5 separate regions of the Mus musculus genome follow, and all the other regions are linked to region 1. The links are chromatin loops, found by intact Hi-C in ENCODE. Cell type or tissue: left cerebral cortex. All regions are shown on one strand.

The links. Hi-C counts contacts between places; a loop is a spot of excess contacts. Peaks named below come from ENCODE experiments on the same cell type or tissue, not always from the same donor. Only the 100,000 strongest peaks of a DNase experiment are listed, where the experiment ranks them.
Region 2: a loop joins it to region 1, with 2.3 times the contacts of the local background. A loop is called at or near these places in 12 of 42 quality-filtered maps.
Region 3: a loop joins it to region 1, with 6 times the contacts of the local background. A loop is called at or near these places in 3 of 42 quality-filtered maps.
Region 4: it touches region 1 in a loop (7-fold over the local background); 4 of 42 quality-filtered maps call a loop at or near these places.
Region 5: it touches region 1 in a loop (2.4-fold over the local background); 12 of 42 quality-filtered maps call a loop at or near these places.

The regions. Positions count from the first base shown.
Region 1 is chr7:78,666,100-78,671,099 of GRCm38, reverse strand. The region is part of intron 6 of E430016F16Rik (RIKEN cDNA E430016F16 gene); the gene reads left to right. Among named protein-coding and RNA genes, the nearest start is that of E430016F16Rik, 50 kb to the left of the region's middle. In left cerebral cortex, a CTCF peak has its summit at 2,004 (motif pointing left); DNase peaks (open chromatin) are centred at 1,492, 1,687, 2,932 and 3,272; H3K27ac peaks cover 1,830 bases.
Region 2 is chr7:78,751,857-78,756,856 of GRCm38, reverse strand. No RefSeq gene overlaps it. Among named protein-coding and RNA genes, the nearest start is that of Gm30892, 20 kb to the right of the region's middle. In left cerebral cortex, no CTCF peak of the experiment used is centred here; DNase peaks (open chromatin) are centred at 747 and 1,928.
Region 3 is chr7:78,715,999-78,720,998 of GRCm38, reverse strand. It overlaps E430016F16Rik (RIKEN cDNA E430016F16 gene), which reads left to right and starts at 2,779. Exons shown (of 11, transcript NR_015542.2): 1 at 2,779-2,919. In left cerebral cortex, a CTCF peak has its summit at 2,887; DNase peaks (open chromatin) are centred at 1,652, 2,568 and 3,212; H3K27ac peaks cover 1,474 bases.
Region 4 is chr7:78,599,232-78,604,231 of GRCm38, reverse strand. All of the region lies in intron 8 of E430016F16Rik (RIKEN cDNA E430016F16 gene), which reads left to right. Among named protein-coding and RNA genes, the nearest start is that of Ntrk3, 24 kb to the right of the region's middle. In left cerebral cortex, no CTCF peak of the experiment used is centred here; DNase peaks (open chromatin) are centred at 2,159 and 3,740.
Region 5 is chr7:78,764,087-78,769,086 of GRCm38, reverse strand. No RefSeq gene overlaps it. Among named protein-coding and RNA genes, the nearest start is that of Mrpl46, 17 kb to the left of the region's middle. In left cerebral cortex, a CTCF peak has its summit at 2,590 (motif pointing right); a DNase peak (open chromatin) is centred at 2,592; H3K4me3 peaks cover 237 bases.

The sequences.
Region 1 (5,000 bases):
GGGAGGCGGATTTCAAAAGAAAATGTGGAATTTTAGGGAGAGTGGTGAGACCTTCCAGAGGATAACAGTTGACCTGGTGGATGATTGTTTGAGCAGCAATAGAGACTCCCCCCCCCCTATGGTGGAGCTGGTTGGGGTGAAGATGGACAACGAGGCAGAAATCTCTCAGAATCTGATAGAAATCTGGACAGCGAGGCGGCGGTGAGGCAGATGTTTCTCAACTCTTTATCTTCCTACCTCCAATTCCCAACTGATGGAATTACAGATTTGAGACATCAGACCCCACTTTATGCAATGCTGGTGACCGAACCCAGGGCTTCTTGCATGTTAGGCAAGCCCTCTACCGACTGAGCTACGTCCCCAGTCCATCTCATTTAATAGTTATGGGTGAATTTAAAGGATTTCAAGTGAGAGTGAACCAGAAGGTAGCTTTTCCCCCATAGAATTGCTGTATTAGTGACTGTCTTAGGGTTTCTATTGCTGTGAAGAGATACCATGATCATATCAACTCATAAAGGAAAGTATTTAATTGGGGCTGGCTTGCAGTTTCAGAGGTTTAGTCCATTATCATCGGGGTAGAAGGCATGGCACATGCAGGCAGACTTGGTGTCAGAGAAGGAGCTGAGAGTTCTACATCAGTCTCTGCTGGAAGGCAGCAGGAAGAAAGACTCAGACACACTTCCTCCATCAAGGTCACAACTCCTAAAAGTGCCATTCCTAAGGAGCCTGTTGGGGGCATTTTATTCAAACTACCACAGTGACTTAGCAATAAAAGATGTCATCGTGGACAGATGACTCCACTACCTTGAAAAGTCTTCAGTCAGGCTTCTCTCAGGACACCATCATTGTGTCGCCAATATGTGCTATCTGTAGCAAGTACCCACAGCCAGGGTGGCTCAGAAGCAGAAATTAGTTTCTTATTGTTCTGGAGGGTGACTTCCATGTCCAACGTGCTTGCCATTCTGTTGTCTGGTAAGAGTTCTTGTCCCAGTGTTTCCTCCGCCATCTTTACATTGTATCCTTACATGGCAGAAAGCCGAGAGGGTGCCGGGTACTTGCCCTACAGTTCAGGCTCCTCCATCACCATCTAACTCAGCTCAGGATAAGTCCCTTCTTTCCCCACATCAACCCAGTGGTGTGTTTCAGTCACCAGGTGAGCCACACACCCAACTCCCACTCCAACGTGTGTACCAAGAAGAGACAGGGCCTATAACCCCTGCCCGAGACACTGACCAAGAGCCATCTCTACCCCTTTGCCCATCCTACCTCTGCTTCTTTTACTTCTGTTGTACTTCAGGACACCTTACCAGCGTCTTAGACTTCTACATTTTGTTTTGCTTTTTGTGGCTCCGCATCCCTATCCTTCCACAGATGGATAGTTCCCCACGGGTGGGCGGGGCCTACCTCTGTCTATTTCCGTGTGGTTGATGTTCCCAGGAGCCAGCACGACATTTGGCTCATAGTCAAACCTCCGTAAAATAGGTGCCAGACGAACTAGTGCTCAGGCAACGGCGCTTTCACTACAATCTGCTTGTTAGGTACTTGAGCAAAGTCCCCGTGTTTTCTCCTGATTAATACGTGGCTCGCAGGCAGCCTGTGTGGAGGCTGATCTTGTCGCCCCTTGCTCTAATGTTTCTGAGCACGCCCTTCTTCCTCCGTTCTTGAGGATTGTCATGAGCAGTGTGTGAGCAGCCACCTGGTGCTGAGCACTTTGACCTTTTGCAGCACGCCTCCTTTAGGAATGAATCACTGCACAGAGCACAGCAGACACATCTCCTCAGCATGGTTAAGCTTTCATTATTTTTACTTTGAATACCAGCACAATTGCACCCTTCTATGTCGTTGCTTCCTACTCGGTGGATACAATGAGATTAATAATACGTGCAAAGTGATGTGAAAGAAGGTAGAACTCTAGCAAGACTGCCGTTTAATAACTTATCAAGGATTCTATGGTTCAGACAGGCAGGACCCCCTCCCCAAGCTCTTCAACTGTCGCCATCTGTTGGTGGGAGGCCAAATCTATGTGATTTTTTTCAATATTGTAGCTTTGATTTGTTTTGTATTTTTGTTGTTTTGTTTGTATGTATAAAAGTTTATAACCTGGAAATTCCTAAGTAGAGAAGTCTTATTTTTTTAAATCTATAGTTTGCGATCTATAATTATACATGTAAACCCAGACCATTATTTATTAATTTCTTATCACAGTAGAAATTTAAAATTCATATTCACTTTTTTGTGTTGCATTTCTAGGGTCTGGTGATTGAAAAAAAAAAAAAAAAAAAACCTCACCTGACTGTTGTTATAGTTCACATTGTGTCACCCTGTGCTCTGGTGACTATTAATAGGTATTCCATCTCGAAGACCATCTGTGATAAAATAGCCCTGCACACCTTGCTCTGTTACACCCAAAATACATATCTTCAGCTGAAAGTTTCTTTATAACCAATGTGTATTTCACTTAACTTTTTTTTAGCTTAGTGTTTCTGAACCTTGCTTGAGAATACCCCCGCACCACCCTACAGAATACCTAAGCTTACAGCATTTTTATAGAAATGCTGAGATACATATCTATCTGGTAGACCACAGATGTTTTGTTGGAGCCAAGACTTGGTCCCCAAAGGGATTGAAACCATCCTCAGAGCTCTCCTGACAGAATGCTGTGCACAGCTCATTCCAGTCCTGGTGCACAACACTTTAAAGCAGCGCAGCCCCTGAAGACAGCATCTGCTAGACTTCTGGAAAAGGCTCTCACACTGTCTAGTTCAGGGATGCTGAACACCTCTTCTCAGCAGGTAGTGCATTGTCTCTGTAATTATCAAATTTTGTGCAAGAGAAACATGAGAAGATTCCAGCAGTTTGAGGGAAGCTTGAAACACCCGTTTTTGGTTTTTGAGTAGGCTCATCTCGGCTTCTGTTTGTCTTAACATGAGTAAGAGATTATTCACAGTGTGGGTGTGGTAGCTCGGCAGGACATGGTAGAGGCTCCAATTTCATATTTTTCTTTACTTGACGCCCATCTTATGCATTCAAATGAGAACAATGTTCCAGTGTCTTTTTCTGGGAGATCAGTTTGGGAAGACTTCTGTACTTGGGTCTTCCCTAAACACTAGCCATGATATCAGTATTCCGGGGTATGTTTGGGAATAGGGGGTGGGGGTGGGGAGATGGCTAGGGCTGGTGAGTTGTGAGGTGTAAGGAAAAATCCCAAACTGTTTAGAATGTAGGACCAAAGGCCCCAAACGCAGAGAACCTCTGTGGGGAAGATGGCTGAGCGTTTGCAGGCTCACGTTTGATCATCCTCTATGGATGACCTTGAGCCGTGGCTCAGTTTGGAGTTCTCAATCTCTAGCTACCCTGGGGACATGGCAGGGAGTCAGGTGACTGTGTGTATTGTTGTTGTTCTTCCTAAGGCTTTCAGAGCATCCTCCATGTCCAGGGAAGTGGTCTTGTGAGGTCTCATGGTGTCGTTCCTGCAGGCCGGCCATAGAGTGACTTGTTTGATTTGATGCTCAGTATCTTTTAAATACATTTGTTTAAAAAGTTCAGTTTCTAGCTTACTTACTAGTGAGCTGATGATAGTGGATGAGTCCAGAGGATGACCCTTGGATGTGTTCAATTCCACGGTGACTATTTTTGGAAATATTATTGATAACTTTCTGTCCTTGACTAGGTCTTTGGCACAAAGTGTCTTAGAGATGGGTTTCTGAGGATGTGGTCCAGGTCTTTCCTAAGAGGCTCTTGTGCTGTTATCAGAGTCATCAGTGGCAGCATCTTTGCCAAATCGCCCATTTACAAAGCTGCCTTCATCAGGACTTGCTGCAGCACCCGATAGTGACTGAGTTCAACCAGGCTTTCTCAGTAAATAAAGATAAAGCTGAAGCCAGGCAATCCCCCATCTAAACGATGCATCCTCTTTGGTCTCCACTACCCTTCTTTAACTTTGCTTCATAGGACTTAACAGCATCTGTATAATATTACACATTAACTTGGTGTTTGTTTATTATAAGCCATAAGCTCTCTGGGGGTTGGAGTCTTCCTTTTGTTTATCACCAAATACCAAAAATCTGGGTGCAAAAACTTGGAAATAGGCACAGAGTATAAGAGGAGCTTAACAATTATCTGCTGAATGAATGCAAGATGACATCATCATTTATCGTTAATTTTTCTTCACTCTGCTTTTCTCTGTATCACTTTCATACCCTGGACCACGACTTCTTTTGTAGAGGCAAGATGGCTTCCACAAGAAAGAGAACTTTCATTCAGTAGAATAAGTCTTTGCTCACTGGCTAGCATAGACCATCTTAAGCGTGGCAAAGAGGATGGACTTGGAATTTGCAAAGCAGACACTCTGAGAAGGATATAGCCTGGACACGCATACAGAAGACACTTCAACTCCGACATTACTTTATTAATCACTTTCAGCTCCATGTTATCAATGGAACCTCACTTTATGAGGAAAGTAGTAGGGGAGATATTGACATTCCCATTGTACAGATGAGAAAACTGAGGGAGAGTTGGTTTCTTTAAACCGTTTGGAAGCAATGGGGTTCCCTCTGGACCTCAAGTGTTCTTAGATAGCACACAATTATACAAATCAGATCATCTGCCAGGATGGATTAAAATGACAGCTTTGTTTTGTATCTTTATAGAAGGGGGGTAAGAAAGTGGCAGAATTCATCCACTCTCATGCGCACACATACACAAGCACAGAGTTTACTTCTCCCTGGCTGCCAACTTGACTTCTGCTAATAACTGAATGGCTTTGATGACTATGTGGAGGACTAGGACTCAGAGTGGTTTGGAGTGAGTGACAATAATCCTGATAGCCTGAATCAAGAAAACATAAATGACATTGGATTTGGACAATTCATTATCCTTTCTGGGGAGCCACACTAGAGTATAGAACTTCAGCTTCCTGGGGTATAAACACTTCTACCACGCCAATGCTTTGGGATGAGGGAGGCCTCAGGAGTGTCTGTACCTACAAATCCCAGCACTGT
Region 2 (5,000 bases), 86 kb before region 1:
TGTCTGAGAACCCTGGGAAGAGGCTGGCTAGCTCCCGGACACATTTGGGCTGTCTTTAATGGGGGTGTTAGCTTCTGGACAGAAGACAACTAGCCTGAGTGACTTCTGTAAAACCCTGTGACACATGAGTATTGCTTTTCTCCAGAGTTCTCACTGGCTCCATTCCTTTTACAGTTCTAGGGCTCCATTGGCCTGGCCCAAGGCTCTCAAGATGGTCCCTCATTCCCCGAGGTGCCCTCCATCAGCCCTGCATTGACTCACTGATTCTCAATCTCATCCTCCACCCTCTTTCTTACCTTCCTCTTCCTTTTGATGCTAGCATCTCTATCCTAGTAACTAAAGAGCTTGCAGTATAGGTGACAGAGGAGGCCTGATCTGTCCCTGGGTTTTCTGGGCCTTGCCAAGCTCCTGGCCTCCAACAGTTGGAACTAAACAATTCTCTGTCCTGGGACTTTGTCTCATATCCCGTTCTGTACCAACTTAGGGTAGATGGTAGAAGACATTTGCAGAAATGGATTTAGGCGCTTGTGCTTGATGTAATAGTATTCTCTTCTAGGGTCCTTTGCAATCTAAAGGGATCTGTAGAGTCCCAAGGCTCTGGAAGAATAGAGAAAAGGAACGAGGCAAGTCTTGGCAGTAGTTAGGGATGTATTTGGAGGGAGGTAACCAAAGATATGTTTTGGCAACTAAATTACTTAGGATAGTTCGAGTGCCAGAGCAGAGACACCAAGGCTGGAGTGTCTTTACATGATAGAAGTTTATTTTTTGCTCATATATAAGTGTGATATGGGCGTTTGACAGGTGGCCTGCCATGTGGTAATTCAAACACTTAGGCTCCTTCCACAATGTAGCTCTATTATCCTCTAGGACCTCAAAATATTCTGTTAGAAACTCTGCATTAAGGAGAGATAACGAGAGAGAAGGAGAGTTAGAATGGAAAGGGAGGATGGGGGGGGGGGAAAGGGGCAGAAGGATGGAGAGGGAGGGAGAGAAAACATGCTGTTTGTCTACATGGAATGCTTTCATGGGCCTGGCCTAGAAGTGACATCTTTCAATTCTCCCTATTGGCTAGAATTTTGGCCTTGCAACTTCTAACAATGTAGACCAGGTATGAAGAGGTCGGTACATCATCAGATGACTGCCATCCGTGACGACTGACAGTTAGGAGGTGGGGGACATGCTATGATGCATGAGGTCACTGGGGGAAACTGGAGTGAGTCTGAAGGAGGTGGGAGTTGGGAAGCGTCAGGAGAGTATTACTGATGACCCAGGAAGGAGCGGATGAGGTGGGGAAGCAGGCTTCTGATTGGCTAACGTGAACAATTTCAGCAGTGTGGTTTTACGGGTTTAGGAGACATCATTGTGACAAGTCTGGTCCTTGGTAACTGGGGCGGGAGAATGGTGTCCCATGGTATGGCATCAGAGCCCAGTAAAGCAAGTGGTTGAGGAATTGGCTTCGGATTGGTTAGTTTGCCGTGAAAGCCGTTCTTGGGAAGGTTGTTTCCCAGCCGGAGGGCCTGCTAACTTTAGAGGGGCCAGTTTTCTCCAGGGCAGTAAAGTCCTAGATGTCAAACCCACAGATTAGAAAAGAGGCACTTCATTCAGTGACCACACTTAACTGTAGGAAGGGCAGGAGGATGTGAGCTTGCCGTGTGCTCAGGAAATGGAGACACCCCGTTGTCTCCACGAGCTCTTTCAGGGATGCACCTTGGCTGGGAGGGGAGAGTTTGATGTTTGTGATGTTTGAGGTTGGAAGAGATCTGAACACCTGGCTTCGGGACAGATAACTGGCAACGTGAACATGATACTGTCTCTCAGACTGTCAGTTTCTTTACCTTTAAGTGGGGCTAGTTATCAGAGCCACGTTTCACAGGTTGCGGGAATCAAATAAGATGTTGTATAAGACGCATTTGGCAAACTCTAGTGCTGTTCAAATGTTAATCGTTTTGTAATTCTTCCAAGCTTGTGGGCCCAGTGAGCCTCATTTCCTCCTCTTGGAGTGAAACTCTGCTGCCAACCTACAAGGGACCTGTCCTCCAGCCTGCTTGGAGAGGTACCCTAGTGACAGCAGGGATGGCTTGGTTCCCCCAAAGCCACACACGGAGGCTCGGAGGGTCTTTGCGGGGATGTTTCAGGATTGGCAGCTGTGGCCTAGAGATTTCCAGCTGGGAACACATGGGGCTCCAATGAGAGACGCTGATTACCAGCTCTGCCAATGCTTTTAAAAGCCATTCTTTTGCCCCATTTTAAATCAGTACATGCTCATTAAAGAAGTTGTTAAATATAGAAAAATACAGGAGGGAAACAAGTGTGCACCCTTAGTGCACCACAGCCAGGGTAACATTTCTTTTTCTGTGCCCCCATCTCCCAGTTTGGTATTTCCCCCCTTGAAATGGCTTTTAATTCATTTATTCCTAATCAGAAATTCATCCTGATGCACAGTACGTACAAAATTCCAACCTTACAGAGGATTATGCAGGGAGGAAGCGGTCTCCCTCCCCTCCACCCTTCCTGGAAGGGAGCCTTGGTTACCAGGCCTGGCGTTTCATTCCAAAGTTAATCAATGCACACATAAGTATATGCATGCATATTCTTTTATTTTTACACACACTGTAGCATGGTATATACCCCTTTCAATAACTTGCTTTTCCACATAACAATATATCCTAGAAAAATATGCCATGCCAGTTTGTGGAAATGTCTCCTACATTTTAAGGGCTGTACAATACTCAGTCATATGGATTATATTGCAGTTTATTTAACGAGCCTGATAGCAAAGGATATTTAGCTTGTTCCCACCCTTCTCAATTTTTAACGTTGCCACCATGAATATTCTCAGGCATATGTCATTTCTTGCATGTGCAGGCATAGCCATGCCATAGGATAATTTTCTGGAATTGCAATTACTGGATTAAAGAGTCTGCACATTTTAAATATTATGGTTTATTGCCTCCATAAAGGTCACATGCACGGAGAGTGAATATGAATGAGCGCCTCAGCTTCTTCAGAATCTTGCCAACAATCTGTTATTAAGCTTTGTCAACTTGGCTAACATAATAGGTAAAAATGGCATCCCATTTGAATTTGTAAATCTTTTTCATGTACTTAAAAATCCATCTCATTTCAGTTACTGTTAACTGTTTTATCTTTCCCACATTCTCCCATTGGACTATTGATCTTATTGATTTGTAGAAGCTCTTTGTATATTATGCAAATTAGCTTGTCTGTGACACGTTGCAAGCACTTTCCTCAGTTTGTTAATCTTCTTAAGACTCTCCCATCATTTTCCACGAAGATATTTTGTGTGTGCGTGTGGGTGTGCACCTGTGTATGGAAGCCAGAGGTTAACATCAGCTGTTGCTCCTTGGGAACTCTCCACCTTGGTTTTTGAGACGAGTTTTCTCGTTGTTACCCATAGCTCTTCTTTTTGGCTGGGTTGGCTATTCAGCTTGCAGGGATTCTCTGGACTGTGCCTCCTTAGGGCTGAAATTACCAATAGGGCCATCCCAACTGGCTGTTTTTCATTGGTGCTGGGAATTGAACTCAGGCATCCCTCCCATTTGTGTGGCAGACACTCTACAGATGTCACCATCTTTCTAGCCCCAAAGCCTTCTGTTTTTGAGGTCCGTGTAGCCAGTCTCCTAATCACAGGCTTTGGGTTTGTATCAGTTTCATGTATGTTCTCCGTGGGATCAAACCCGAGGCCTTACATGCTGTGCTCTCCCATGGAGTTATGCTCTCGCCTGGGTGTCCAACTTTGAATGAATCCATGAGGAAGGGAAGGTCACAAGGTGGAATCAGAGGTCCCAGGGGAGTTAGGAGAACCTACTAAAGCACACTTCACTAAAAGATACCACAATGATGTCTAATAACTTGCATGCCTATTTTAAAAGGAACTGAAGAGCTTTGGTACTCCAGGGATGTACAGTTTCCTCTGGTGCTTTTATGGCTTTATCTTACATTTTCAAAGGCTTCTTCTTTCAGGAATTTATATTGGTGTAAATAATAAAGCTAAGAGCAAACTTTTTTTAAAAATTTATTTATTTATTTATTTATTTTTTAGGCCAGCATTTTTTTTAGACCAGTTCTCAGGCTGGTCTGGAGCTCATAGAGGAGCCTAGGCTAGCATCACTCAAAATCCTCCCGACTCAGCTTCCTAAGTGCAGAGATTGTAGGTACATACGATCACATCTGGGTTAGAATTTAGTTTAGTTTTGCTTCTGAGACCCAATTCTCTTCCTTTCAAGTTAGGGCCAAAGTTCTCCTGTCGTCATTTGTTGAACCCCCATCTCTAGTTTTATTGATTAAAAATGTTGTGTTGACCGTCTATTTCATCTTTTCTCGTACTTGGACTCGTTTCTGGAATCTCAAATCTGTCTCATTGGTGGGTTCTCTAGAGGAAAAGTGGGAGGAGTTGATGTTTCCACCGAGACCTGCAAGATGAGCAGGGGTCACTGGCTCAGTACGGGAGACTGGACTCGCTCTTTGGGATGGGCAACAGCTACACATGTGAGAAGGCTTTGAGGTAGGGATTGCCTCTTCACGAGACTGCAAGGGAAGCCGTGACCAGAATCCAGGCAGGCTGGCTCAAGCTTCAGCCAGACGGCTCAGATGAAGGCAGCAGCAGGGCCGGGTTCTGGTGCGGCTTTCCTCTCTTTTCAGCTTCCAGATCTTTCACATGGACTCCTCATATGATCTTTTCTCTCTCTCTTTTTTAAAAGAATTATTTATTTTATGTATAGGAGTACACTGAAGCTGTCTTCAGACACACCAGAAGCGGGCATCAGATTTACAGATGGTCATGAGCCACCATGTGGTTGCTGGGATTTGAACTCAGGACCTCTGGAAGAGCAGTCAGTGCTCTTAGCTGCTGAGCCATCTCTCCAACCCGAGGCCCTGTCAATAAAGATCATGTTTCCATGTACTACCACCTCGAGGATTAGGACACTAACCTGTGATTTCCAGGGGGTGGGTTACACAGTTCAATACATAATAGATGG
Region 3 (5,000 bases), 50 kb before region 1:
GACAGGCAGGCAGACAGACAGACAGACAGACAGACAGACAGATAGATAGTAGAATATTGTAGTTCATTGGATTTTCCCTTGAAAGAAACTTCCAAAGCTCTTCACACACTTAGTAAACTCTGAGTTCTTAATGGAGTGTGCTCCAGCTGCCATGAAGCTCAGGGAAGGACGATGAGGCTCTCAGTCTGAGGAAGGTGTCTGGTAGCCTTCCCATGTATTTGAAACCTCCTTCATTCATGTGGTCAGTTTTGTCAGTGAGATCCTGTCCTCTCTGCCTTCCTTTCTTCTTCCACTAGCCCATGGGAGTGAGCTCCACAGAGCTAAAGAAGCTTGAGCTAATTTCTCTTAGTGTACTTTATTTACAGGCAGGTATGCTATGGATGATGGGAAACATGATTTTCCCCTATGTCTGTCTGCTGGTCAGAGAACACAGGGCCCTATCCCATGAATGGGGACTCTCTCAGGATATTTAGTATAGAGAGAGGGAATTGGGATTGGATGTGTATTTGGAGGAGGGTGTAAAGAAAGGTGGAGGGATAGTAGTTGGCTCCTTAGAACAGTCATGGGATGGGGACTCAGGAGTGATCTAATTGAGTTTACAGCCTCTTTCTTCTTGCCACCTCACCCAGAATATGTAGTTCTGATTAAAATCAGGAAGTGTGAGAGACAGCACTCTCTGCGGAGGACCTCCACGCTCCCTTGCTAGCAGAAATAAGCACAGTTAAGCCTGCTTTCAGAAATTGGGGCTGCCTCGAGGCATATACTCAAACTCCTTGACCTACATTTTCTTTATAAATGAGTGCGTGTGAGTGTGTGTGTGTGTACTTAGATACGGCAAGGTTAAGGATATGCCTTCAAACAACACCCATTCACTAAGCACCTGCTACACTCTGCCCTACTAGGAACGGAAAAGCTCAGAAAGAGGCTATTGAATGTATTACATTGCAGTGTGGTGAGAAATACAGAGTTAGAACAATTAGGTATGCAAATGGGAGCTCCAGATGGGACCCAGCCTTGTCTAGACGGTCAAGGAAGAAATGATGAAGGGGCTATGGTATGGGGAGTGGGGAATTGTACTGCTTACATTCATTAGTGGAGTAATTTGATGGTGGCACTGGAACCCAGGACCTGGTGTGTGCTAAGCATGGTCTCTATAACTCATGATGTCTCTCAACACCCCACAGAATGTTTCTACATCAGATATTTATCTGTATATGGGTGCAGGATATACATATGTGCAGGTGCACACACGGTAGGAGCCTAGAAAACTGAGCAAATGGGTTAGTTCATGGTGAAAAGTTTTTCATAGTGCCAAGTTTATAACCCATTAAACCCCCGATGATCTTTACTGCCGATGAATTAGATGTCAATTTTTAGAACATTAATTTTTACATTTCCCTGCCCTGGAAGCAGCCTAAGTATAGCTTCCTTCACATGATAGGGTCTTCACTGTGACTCCCAGGGTCACACGGGGCTTGGAGAGAGTTCTTCCTGAGGTTGGATCTGGAGAATATAGTAACTGTATCCCACAGAGATGGCTTCGGTCCGTTTTGCTTTTTGAGTTCTTAAGTCTGCTTTTTATAGTTTGCTGTCTCTTTCTGTGCTCTCAGGCTGTCAACTGTCACTTCCTGCAGCTGTCAGCCTGGCTTTCTCTTTCTTGAGACTCACCACTATCGGCATCTTCCCCGCCCCCAGTGCGCACACACACACACACACACACACACACACACACACACACACAGAGGGAGATTCCATTCTGATTCAGGATTACTTAGAGTCAGTGGGCTTGACTCATCCAATCTGTAAAGCAGCCACCCCCTAACCTGAGAGCAGCCCCTGATCTGGTGACATCAGCTTCACCTGGGAACTCCTTAGAGATGCCCATTCCTCCGGTCCTGTTCCAGACTTGCCTAATCAGAATCACTGGAGTGGGGTGGGAAGGGTAGAACAAGCAATCTGTATTTACCAAGCTGTCTGGTGATTTAGGTGTCTCTCAGTTGGAGAAATAGCCCATAGGAAAGGGAAATAAGGTCCGAGGGAAGGCTTACGGCGCTGCACGTGGTTCAGAGAATCAGTCTATGTTCTGTGTCCAATCTAGAGACTTCTGTGTCTTTCTGGGTTCTGGGCTGTGTTCAGTGCTATTGGACAGTTTCAGGATAGCTGAATTGTAGGAAGGTGTGATGTTGTGCATGTGTGTCAGCCTAGTACATACAGAGAATGAGTAAAGGATAGAGAGAGAAAAGCCAGGCTCTGCAGAGAGGCTTGTCTTAGCTCCTAGAATCTTCCGTGTGTGGCTTAGCCTCAGAATCCTGGTTGCAATCCACCAGCTCAGAGTCCTACCAGTCTTCAGGTAGAAGGAGGAGCTCCTGGGTTTCGCCTGTGAATAGTGTGCCTAAGGCTCAGACCAAGTGTCAGGAACACTCTGAGAGTTACCAGCTGGTGGAGACTCTGCCAGAGACTCTCCACGCGGAATTTTTCAGGCGGACAGCTGGGATATGTGTGGGAGCCTCAGAGATGCATGGATTTGGGTTTGTAAACACAGGCCTGTTAAATTTAGGGCGGGCCTCGGGCCTAGGAGAGCTCCGTAGCATCATTTGGCAACTGTTGCCCATATTGAGTGGTTTAAAAACCCTGCTTATTCCTTATATAGTAGGAGGCCTGTTTTAGCACAGCTTGTCATCAGAGGGGAGGGTCTTGGCACAGGAGTTGAACACCCACTGTGTGCCAGGTGCTCTGCATAAACCATGCCGTTTTGACTGCTGCGTATTCAGGGGCTGAGGCTTATCAGCTCTGCTTACTGAGAGCAAAGGTCTAGACCTAAGAAATCTCAGTCATGGTGTTGGATGTGCCTCAAGGATGGATGCAAGAGGACCACCTCCTGTGTAGTGGAGAAGGGCAACCGGCAGATGGCATGTAGTGGTAAGGATCCTCTGTCCATAGTGAGAACCCGATACCATCCATAGAAGCCGGGCCAAAGAACTGGCCAAACTGCCTAGTTTCCTTGTGTTACTGCTTGTCAGAAAAAGACATCTGGAGTATGATCCCACAGGATGCTCTTCAAATTCAAGGCTTTGCTGGACAAATCACTTTGGGAATTGTCATAAAGCTTTATTCTCCCCTTGGAGATTGTGAGTTACTTGTGGTAAGCAGGGTTAACCAGCCAAGCAGACAGAGATGATCACTATAAAGAGATGCTGGGAACTGGCTTTGTGGTGGTGCGGGCTGGCAGGGAAAGGTTGACGTCCCAAGGGCAGGCTGCACCTCTCTGCCTGCATCAAGGGCGATGCTGTCTGTGAGTGGGACCCTTCCACCCACCTTTGTGGGGAGACTTCCACTCTACTGTTAGGGCCTTTGGAGCCACTGAGTCCAGTCAACCCAGGTATCCTTTACTCAAAACTAGCTTATTGTAGAATTAACTACACCTATCAAATTTTCCTGGAAACACCTAGGGAAGCATTTGACATTGGCATCTAAGATTGATCACTACAATTATGGTTTAGACCTTAGATATACCCCGAAGGCTTGTTGAAGGCTTTGTGGCAGTGTTTGGAGCTAGTAGAGTCTTTAGTGTGGAGCTCTGTAGAAAGGCATCAGGTTCATAGGGTTCTGCCCATGAAAGTGTGATTGGTATCTCAGTCCCTTTCTTTTCATCTCTGCTTACTGGCTGCCACCGGTGAGCAGCCTCCTCTGCCCTGATGATTTCTGTGCCACAGGCCTGAAGCAAGTGAACTGAGCCACTGTGGACTGAAACCTCAGAATGCATGCATGCATTGAAACACTCTTGTACATTGAGTGCCTCAGGTATTTAGACACAGTGAGACAGAGATGACTGGCCAGTAGAATACCAGATGTAGCACAGAAGTCTTCTCCAAAAAGACATCTTGATTTTGGTGAATCTCTTCCCTCCTAAAGTTGCCCTGCCTGCTCTCCCATTTTACAAACCCGTAACAGAACAGCCATGTGTGCCAGAGTTCCACACAGCGCTTAGGAGATTGCTGGCCTGAGCTTCCTGGCCCTACCTCAACCCGAGACCCTGGAAGAGCTCAGACGCTAAACAATTCAGTCTTTGGTGATTCAGGGACATAGTTTGCCAACCTCAATCCCATTGGTATCTTAGCCAGCTAATTCTGTGTCATAGGGCTCACCCTGTGTACTGTGGGATATTTAGCAGGATTCCTGGTCTTGGTCTGATGGATGACAGCAGTACTCCTTCCTCCCCAGCTATGACAATCCATAATGTCAAACATCTTCCGACAAGTGAAATGTTCCCTGCTGAAAAGCACTAGTGCAGAGGAAGACATTGTGGAATAGCATAGAGGTCCAGGGAGCCCGGCAACCTGAGTTTGAACTGTACCTCTCACATTTAACTGTGTCCTACCGTGTTCTGGACAACTTGGAGCAGTCCAGCCTGGGTTGACTAGCTCTGTGCGGGGAATGACTTTACTTTCATGAGGCCCCATTTTCCACCTCTCCAAAATGATGATCATGATAGGATTTATCAAGTTATTGAGGGATTCATTGGAGTAGAGTATTTAGGCTGCCTGGCTCTCAACAATTATTCTGCATGTGTTTGTCCTTTAGCCTTCTGACAAGGAGGCCCAGTCTCTTGTCTGAATTCTCCTGGGCATCCTGGGATAATGGAATTGCAAGACCATCATCTGGTCTATATTCTAAGTAAGAAGACAAATTCATCTTGGGGTTTGAGGCTCCAGGGCTTCAGACTGGTAACAGTCCCCCACTCGGAGTGCAGATGCCCATGACCCCAAGTTTACAGAGGAACTTCAAGAATGTCCAGAGCTCAGCAGCCTCAGACTCCCTTCCAGGCCACTCCACAGGTTGCTCCATGGCTCCTTCCCACAGGCCACAGATTTATGAATGGTGCACACTGTGTCCTTGCCAGGAGGTTTATTAATGGGCTTTCATACAGCACTTTAGGTTGGTGAGCTCTCCTTGCTCCTTCGGTTCCTGGCCGGATGCAGGGAGATACATCACATCAGCAA
Region 4 (5,000 bases), 67 kb after region 1:
TGTCAGAAATAAATTTTACCACTGGAGTCTGTAGCATCTGATTAGTGAATTATTCAGTTGGGATATTGCGTTCCCTCTGACCTCATTAGTAACCCTGAGGTGAGAGGGGTGCATTAGAGTAACCACCAGGCTGTCACGGAGGAGCGGGGTAGAGGCATTAAAGTGGATTAAAGTGCTTTACCAAGAACTACAGCACAACTCATAAAAACAGTGCATTGTTAAACCGGGGCTCAGCAAATAAACAGGCAGACGCCACTGCTGTGGGGGAGGGGAGGACATCAGGACCTTGGGGAGGGGGAGCCAGTGGGGTTCAGTTTTGTAGCAAGGTGGCATTTCTTCCTGCCAGTCTCATGGCATCCGGAAAGTACATGGAGTCTAGGCAGAGGTATCTTTAGTCTCCCCTTCGTTATCTCCAGATTCCCTGTCCTTTTCTGTTCTCTTGCAATTGGAGAGTTGGCACATCCAGAGTCAAGATCTTAATGGACACATCTACTATGTTTTAGCTTCCAACTAAATGATTCTTAATAAGACTGCTTAGCTCTGCAGGTGAGAAATAGAAGCCGCTGGAGGAATGGAAGGGATTGAGGCTTGGTACCAACAAAGCTGCAGCTTTCCTAACAGCGACCTCCCACCATACCACAGCCCCTGAATCTGGAAGGTGAGCCATAAGGGCCAAGTGGACCAGGGGTCAAAGCAGGCAAAGGATGATATGAGGCTCTAATTTTTAGTTGTTGTTCCTTCAGATGAGTTGGCATCTCTTTACATGACATGGGACTTTGCCTATTGCAGATGCCATTCTCAATCAAAAGGAGGCTAACTGAGCCAACCCTCACATCTGGTACCCTAGTGAGTGAACGAGAGAAACAACACTAGAGAGAAGATCGTTCTACCCCTGCTTCTGCAAGTGAAGAGCCTCTAAGCTCTGCTTTCTGTTGTCCTCCATTTTAGAGGAGCAGAACCTGTTGTTTGATCCTGATGCAGAGGCACCACGTCTTTTCCCAACTGGGATGGGTGGGTTTGATAAGTGGGACCTGATTCTGCAAGCTGCTATCTCAGTAGTTGTTGTCAAGATAGGAGAGCTCTAAAACGTCTCCACTCATCACAGAGCTGCCCTGGCTGGACCATGGCTCACCAAGCTAATGATGCTGGGGTCCGCTTCTTTGCTGACATGAATAGAGAAAACCTGGTGTTGGGGGATGGAGAACTGCCATGTTCCAGGTCTGGAATTAGCTGCAGAGACCAAGGTGGGGCTGAGGGCACCTCATCTTTCCTTTGTTTGGGGATGGGGCTCCTGGCTGGAGTTCAACACTGTCCCGGGAGACTCAAGCCCCCCGTTAGTGACTGGTATGTTTGCAATTGTTTGTTCAGCAGCAATTGCAAATGGATGCTAAAAGGCTTTGTGGTTCATTGATGGTCATGCTCCTTTCCAGACCATTCTTCATCCACTTCTTAGTCCAGCCACAAACTCTCCACTGGCAGCTCCCACTGCTGCCTATACTTGATGCTGGGTCCTAAACTCTGTCTGCTCATAGCCCTTCGACTCTAGCAATGCTGAGAATTAAAGTCCTTGCCCTAGACACTGTTTTAGAGATCATTATTGGCCTTCCTCTCTGTTGCTAGCCTTCTGACTGCATTCATGGGAGCTGGGTAGAGCACATCCACATAGGAACTTGTAGAGTTCAAAGAAAAAGTATATTGCACACACACACACACACACACACACACACACACACACACACACACACACGCACACACACGCACATGCACATACACACAAACATGCACTCGTGCAAGGATGATCACAGAGGAAAAGCAGACACACACAAACATAAGGAGGGTGTCACTGGCACATTGGGATCTCCAATACCATTTCATGTTGGATTTGTGATTCACATATTTGGTGCCCAGTTTCTGCTCTCATTTCAAAGGTCAGACATGGAGCGACTTCATCCTTTTATAAAGACCTCACCCTCTGCAATGCAATTTAGGATGAAGGAGGAGGAAGTGAAAAGGATTTCTTGGCTTACAATACTCATCTGCATACTTGACTCAACATGGATTTGTCACTTTTGTTATTGTTGAGACAAAGGCTTAAGGAAAGGTGGGCTGACTTTGGAGTTTGAGAGTACAGTCCATGGCAGGGAAGGTGTAAGAACAGCGAGAGCTGGTGTAGCTGTGGGCAGCAAGAGTGTGAGTCAGCTGGTCCCCGTGACTGAAGTCAGCAAGCAGGGAGAGGGATGCTGGCTGACACTCAGCTCTTCCCCCGCCCTCCCCCTATACTCTTTTGGTATTTAGTCTAGGCCCCCAGTGCATAGATGATATTGCTACATTCAGGACAGGTCTTCCCTATCTCAGCTCAATCCTCCCTGGAAACACCCTCACAGGCACACTCAGAGGTGTGCCTCCTAGGTGATTTCAAATCCAGTCAAGTTGACAACGAAGATTGATCGTCACAACGAACCTTGGGTATTTTGTTTAAGCGAAAGGAGCCAGTCACAAAGGACCCTGTGCTACGCAATCCCATCTGTGCGAACTATCCAGACTACAAAATCTCAGAGGCAGAATGTGGCTGTCAGGCACGGGGGCAGGGATTTAGGGGTGCTCCAAAAGGTGACGATTAAAGAGTGTGAGGTTCCTCTTTGGAGTGAGTGATGATCATGTTCTAAATTGACCACTGATGGTAGCCCTACTCTGTGATTAGACTGAAACCCACTGAATTATACACTTCACAGCACTGCCTTGTGTGGTGTGTGAATTGCATCCCAATAAAGCTGTCAAAAATAATCTACACATCTTTTATCCCCCAGTCAACTGATATTTTTTTCCTTTTACCTTCTCACACTGAAATGGGTACCTTTCACCGACTCCTGATGCTCCCTGAGGAAATGGAAAAGCCTACACAATGTATTCTCATGTTTGTAATTAGAATGCCTATGAACCATCAGGCAAGTTATAGAAGAAAAGAGAGAAAAGAGGCAGGAAAAGATGTTTGGGTACAAACCCAGTGTCACAGAGAAGTTACAGTTTGAAAGCTAGACTCTTTATGTAGTACTGGAAAGTGATCCCTAGGCCAGAAGAGAGGAGAGCTGCATGCAGGTTCTTGATCGATGTGGACTCATGCCTAGTTCTCTCCTCCGGAGACCCTGGCAGGAGTGTCTGAAAGTACAGCATGTGGGCAGACAGGAATTCCACCTGCCACTGATACATCACAGTCTACGCCAAATGTAAAGCAGTGACCTTACTGTGTCCATGGATCTGGAAGGTCAGGAAGGAAGAAAGATCACATCAGGACTGCGGCGTTATCTCTATCCTCCAACATCTGGGACGAGCCAATCAATGACAGACTGGAATTATCCGAAGCCTATTGTTTCTGCAGCCTGCCTACTCAAGTCTCAGATGGGGTCTCTGTATGTGTCTTCCTTGTGCCATTAGGTGGGCTTCTTTAGAGTATGTGACTTAGGATCCCAGAACAACCAAGAGATAGGTCTCTAAGTCCTTTTAGAGCCATATAGTGTCACCTCTGCCATGGCCACATGGCTTCACCTCTTGAAGGGAAGGGTTTCAGAGGCTTATTGTGACAGATATGTGGCATAACAGAGATTGCTGTGGGCCTCTTTGGAAAATCCTGAATACTATTGGGACTATAGGTAGTTTGTCTTAAGTACTGTACAGAAGTAGTAAGCCGTCAGACCTAAATGGTCCAGACAGAATAACACTGAATGCTTTGGTAGCAATCCAAATGGACAGATGGCTGACAGCATCCCACACTGTCTGTCCCTGCATCACGTCTTGACTTAACTTAAGACCCAGGATATTATGGAGAATGGGGGTGAGGAAAGCCCCCAGAAGGGCTAAGGTTATATTCCTGCCAACTAGGCAGAGGGGAACTCACGATTGGCAGTGATGTGGATCCTTAAGTGTCTTGTTCATTTGGACTTTCAGGGTCTTTGTGTTTATTCTGCATTTTCATTCATCTCTGTAAAGAGGGAGCCAGGAGATGAGTTCCTAAACGTTGGAGTAGGATGAAGGGCAGTCGGCTTCTTCCTCTGGCACAGTAAACACAACTACACAGGGGATGCCCACTATGGCACTGTGCCTGGAAAATGCTGATGAAGCCCAATGCACAGGAGCCATCATCCTTGTTCTTGAGGCCAAGTGACAAAATCCTGGGTCCAGAGATGGAAAATAACTCACTCAAGTCCAGGAGAATGACTCTACATGTCCAGAGCTTTAAAGACTGTATGGAGTGGCCAATCTGTTTCTCGGTGCTTGAAGACAACCTGTGTTCATTTCAGTGTTCTCAATGAAGTGTCATTTGGAGGAGACATTTATGGTCACTTTAGGTAAAAGAGGTGCTACTCAAATTTAGAAGGTAGGGTCCATGGATGCTGTTAAAGATCCTGTGATGTATAGGGCAGCTGACCACGGAGATTCATCGTGCTCCTAATGTCAGTAGTGCCAAGGTCGACATGCCCAGGCGAGATGTTCCTAACAAATCCAGACCCTACAGTGGCAATTTTGGGAACATGTGTTCACTCTTTCTTTCTCTGTCAGAATGGTAGCAGTCTCCTCACATTGGGGCAGTGACTATTTCTCACTGTGTTCTGAAGGGAAGTCTGGCTAGGTTGGTGGCAATATTTGCTTTTTTCAATCCTGCATGATACACACACACACACACACACACACACACACAACATCACACAGTATAAGAGTGAGCTTAACGTATTGGAAGGATATGGTTTCTTGACAGGCAAAAGGATGGTGGCACTCATGTTCAGGTTACTTATCTTGGGAGTATGATTATGACTTTGGGGAACCTGAAAAGAAAGTTCTAGAATGAGCAGTTGATGCTGCCCCAGAATGGAGTCTTCAGAAGAGGTCAAAGGTAAGAATGGGCAGAAGCTGCAGGCAAGGAAATAAGACACTGGTTGGTGTACATATGTGAACAGCCAGGACTGTCCCAGGACTCTGCCCAAAAGGGCAGCTGGGAGAAAGGACTG
Region 5 (5,000 bases), 98 kb before region 1:
TGGTTCTTAACTGTCCCAAACAGTTTTAGGCCAGTTATCTGGAGGCAAAGGCAGGCATTTCTGGATCTTCCATGTTGAGTGGATCTAAGTGGCAATGCATAACTTGTCAAAGTCAACTGTGGAGATGGATCTTAGGTGTCACCTAAGTCCAACCTGGCCAGTGTGTCCTCAGATGACGGGACTAATCATGCTTTATCTGATGGAGCCTGTGATGGATATTCCCAGTTGTCAACTTGGCTATATCTGAAATGATCGACAATCCAGAAATGGAAGGCGTGCCTGTGATCCGGATCTTGAGACCGGAAGGCACAGGCTTTGATATGCATCTTGACGTGGGATGACACAAGCTTTTGATATGGATCTTGAGGCATAGTGCCCATGAAAAGCTTAGGCCACTATCCTCTTTAGACATCTTGAGTGCATAAGGGGGCAAAACCAGCTTAGCATGCATGTCTGTCAAAGATGACCCATGACTGCATTTCCCTATCACATGCTACACAGAGAACACTTCTGTACACATCTGCTGTCCTGTCTCTCTCTTCTCTAAAATCTCTCTTGTGAATGCTCTCTCTCTCTCTCTCTCTCTCTCTCTCTCTCTCTCTCTCTCTCTCTCTCTCTGGAACATCACGTCATATGCCTTTGATCATTCACATCACATTCAGCTCCTTGGACATTCACAGCACACACAAGCGTGCACATCAAAAGCTATCAATATTCTAGCCACGCATCCACATACCCTTGAATGTTCACATCACACCCAAAACCCACGATGCTTCTCCTACCACACACGATACAAACCTCTGAGATCGATCCGATACATCGGTACCTCTGATACAACTGTACCTACCACATTCGCCTGCATACATCGATTCCTGCATACCTTGAAACTGATTTGATAATACACGTGCACCTTCTTGAACATTCACATCACACATACACTCATGAATATTCACCTCACGCATCATCTCAGGTCCTTTGCCTCTTGCTCTCAGATCCTCTGTGTGTGTGTGTGTGTGTGTGTGTGTGTGTGTGTGTGTGTGTGTTTGGGGGGAATGTGTGTGATAACCCCTTTAAATACACATCTCATGCTTTCTTACTGACTGGATTCTAACTGGATTTGGCCAGTGAGGGAGAGGTACTGGCAGGAGGTTAAAGGGAAGGGAAGCTAAGGCTAAATATTCCTTCCCACTGCGTGCATACATCGCCTGCTCAGCATCTCTGTGGTCCACAGCCGGCAGCCCTCTTTGATTCACATTCCTGCAGCATGGCTTGCTCCTGGTAGCATTGTTTTCTTCTGCTGTCCCCAGCCCTCAGGGTGATGGCTTTACTCTTGCTCCTCTCCAAATTGCCTCTCCATACCCTGTTTGGTTTCCAGCTCTCTCAACACCATGGGAACTCATTCTCCATGTTGAAAAGTCTCTTTTGAACGACATGGCGTGGGCTACATTTTCCTAACTGCATCCTGACTGATGTTGAGCCAACGCCACGACGATAATGGATTTCACGGTGTCACTTAAACACGCATGTAATGTATTTGGGAGTAACCACCTCCTCATCTTCTTCTTCCATAGTCATCTCTTCAATTTTGGGGGCATCTTCAATTATTTTTTTTCTCTACAGTATACATATGAGAGAGCACCTGTGATAGTATTTTTTGAATCCAGCTTATTTTACTTAATGTCCATTTTCCCATAAATGACATGAGTTTGTTCTTTGTGGCTAGGTAGCACTCCATTGTGTATACATACTACACTCTCTGTGTTCATCTGTGGGTGAACCATTTTGGCTTTTGTGAATCGTTGGTGATCAACACCAGCACGCAGAAGTCTCTGACATGTGTCAGTTTTGATTCCTTTTCAGATAATCCTCAGGAGCAACACTCACAGGAGAGCAGTCTCATCCCTTGCCCGTAGCTCTCTAGGTGTGGTTGAATCTCTGTTGAACTAAATCCTAGTTCATACCATTCAGTATTTTGCTGAGTTCAGTGGCACCTTCTCCTCTGCTTCTCCAGGGCTTTACTGAGCTAAAGCTTCAGGAAGCATCTCTGCCTTCTCTAGGTGGATACAGAGAACAGTGCCCAGCCTCACGACAGACTCCATCTTCTTGGATAGAGTCCATTTGATGGACAGTGTCCTTGCAGAAACTTAAAGGGGCATTTTATAGGACCAGATTTTTGCATCATTTAGCTAGATATGATTTCAGAAGCCACGTGGGTCATCACTACCTGGCTCCTCAGGAAAGAATGGGAGCCATCTCTATCTCCCTAAAGATTTATGGTGTGAGAACTGACCACCGAAACTAAATTCACATTTCATGGACACACCCTTGGGCAAACCACACTTTGATTCTGGCTTTCTTGTTCTCAAAATTATGAGAGATTGTTGCCAGTCATTTATTACTGTTTTCAAAATGCCAAGGGAACTGTATAATCTTGAACAAGTTCTATGCCAGCATGTGGGCCTCGTTTTCTGCATTGGCAGTGTAAGAATGTTGGATTCACGTCCTGGTTGGGGCAGCTGCTGGTTCATGTGCGTCAGGGATTGGGTGAGTCTGTGCAGTACACATCGTATCCACAGGGAGGCGCCACACACAAACGTATATCCCTCCTAGGTACGCTTGGCCAAAAGCTGGGCTGTGGGTCAGAAAGCCCCACTGGCTCTTAGGCTTTCTAGCGTGTTATTACCGCCAGGTGGCCATCTGTCCACAACAACGAGTCAAGGCACGATGGCCACTGCAAACACGCAACTGTATTGCAAGGAAGAAGTCACCAACCAAATCGTTAATGCATTAGCTTAATGCATCAGAAGGAGCTGACAGGATTAAGCTGAGATCACTAAAAGGGTGAGGCAGCTCAGGAGAGGTAGAAAGAACTGGGGGAAAGGGCAAGGACACCAGCTTGCAGGCAGGTTGCCGGCCGCGTACTGGACTCGATGTTACATATTCACAGGTTGGTAGGTTCACCCTGTGTTCTGAGTTTCTCTGACACTCGTGAGATACCAGTTGAAGAAGCAACTCTAGCTGACAGATGAGGGAAGAGCTGGAGGGAGGTGGCTTGCTAGCTAGTCAGTGGCAGAGCTCCATCTTAAGACCAGTCCTCATGTGCCATGATGCCAGGTTCAAGCAGCACACCCAGGATCCTGGAAGCAGCTAGTTTTTACCCGAGCATGGAGTGGGTTCGGTGGAATCTATTCGTCACAGCTCCTGGCATATGACAGGGAAACAGTGCTGACCTTGGCTTCACATGTAGCAGAGAGTGAATCGAAGTGGACTCTTTGAGTCACCTGCTTCTATCCCTTGTTATATTTTGAGACAATAAGGCCCAGAGTTAGTCATTTTGCCAAGGATGGAGCCAAAAGCAAGAGAGTAGGAAATCTTCATCCCCACCTGGGCTTTTGCTCAGATGTCCTGTGGGCTCTGCTTGGTTGTAGTGTGGGATTCCCAGCATTGTTTGGGAGCCTACGGGCCTGCCCAATTGCCCTCAAATGCCAGCCTCCTAGGTGCCAGCCTTGCCCTGCCGCCAGCATCTCCTCCCCTGCTGGCCAAGCTCCTTGGCCTTTGTTAAGACCTGTTGGGCAAAGCAGGGATTACCCAGCATGCCAGGCATGTAGAGGCCAGAGAACCAGGCTCTTGGCTCTGCACAGCTTTCCCTGGGATTACAAGATAATGCATTTGAAGAAACATTAACTCATCCAAGTTTATGGATTATATGGAAACGAAATCGTAGTAATCTCCTCAGCCATCTGGTCCTTGATGCCACTTAGCCAGGACCTCCCAGAAGCGCCCCTCCCCCCAGGTCCCCACACAGGGCTGGGGACAGGGATGGCCATGTTCCTTATTCCTCAGGCCAGGGCAGCATTTTCCAAGGGTCTTGGAAGGGCCAGTACAGTTTGTGCCTTCAGTATCAGAGAGGTGGGCAGGGCAGCTATAGCAGGGCAGAGATGTGGAAAACCATTCATTACCAATAATGCTGCATATGGGCCGTCAACCTGTGTTTGTAATGAAAACCCGACTTTGCAGTTTAGAAAGCATCATTAGGCACATTTCTAGGGTTGGAGTGCTGGGAGGGGAATTTTTCTCCAGATGAGATGCTTGCATCTTCCATCTTTCTAAAGAATCCCGAGCAATGGAATCCCAGCCCTTCTCTGCCTCCAAACCAGGGGATGCAGGTTCTCTGCAGCCAGGACTTTGAATTATGCACTTGTGGCAGAGTGCAATCTCCTGAAGCTGTCTAAAGGGGAGGAAGCGGAACAGGGTGATGTACAGGGGCAAAGCACATGGATTTTGGCTCTAGCCCACCTAGTACGAATTCACTGTCACCGTATGACCCTTAGCAAGTCATCCTTACCTTCTGTGGTTGTTACGTGGAATGAGTGTGTTTATTTAAATTAAAAATTGTTTATTTATCTACGCGTACAGATGCAGCAGTGCGTGTGTGGAAATAAGAGGGCAACTTAGACTACGTGGGTTCCTGAGACTGAACAGAGGCTGTCAAGCTTGGAAGCAAGCACCTTTACCTGCTCAGCCATCTTGCCGGCCCAGATGTGCTTTTTTAAAAAAATCGTTCATTCATTCATTCATTCATTCATTCATTCATTTTGTAGTGCTGGGGGGTTGAACTCATAGACTCACGATGCTATGCAAACACTTTAGCACTGAGCCACACCTGTAGCCCTTAAGTGTCTGCATTTAAAGAAGAATCTTCTACCTGTTGCCAGGGCCCCATTCATTCTGTCTATGAGTGAGGTTGTAGTGGATCCCTCACACCCGTGGCGTGCTGGTAGGTAAGCATTTGGAGGTGGTGGATGGGTGGTAGGTGTCCTTGATATGGTACCTCATGCTGATTTCCTTGGTGTAAATACTCCCGTCAGGGTTAGCTTTGAGGTCCCACTCACTGCAGAGCTGAGAAGAGGGGCATGCTAGTAGCTGTAAAGAGTTGGTTCCAGTGATGCTCAAGCCTGTGGCCCATGGGTGGGAGGAGGTTCCGTAACAAGTATTCCATG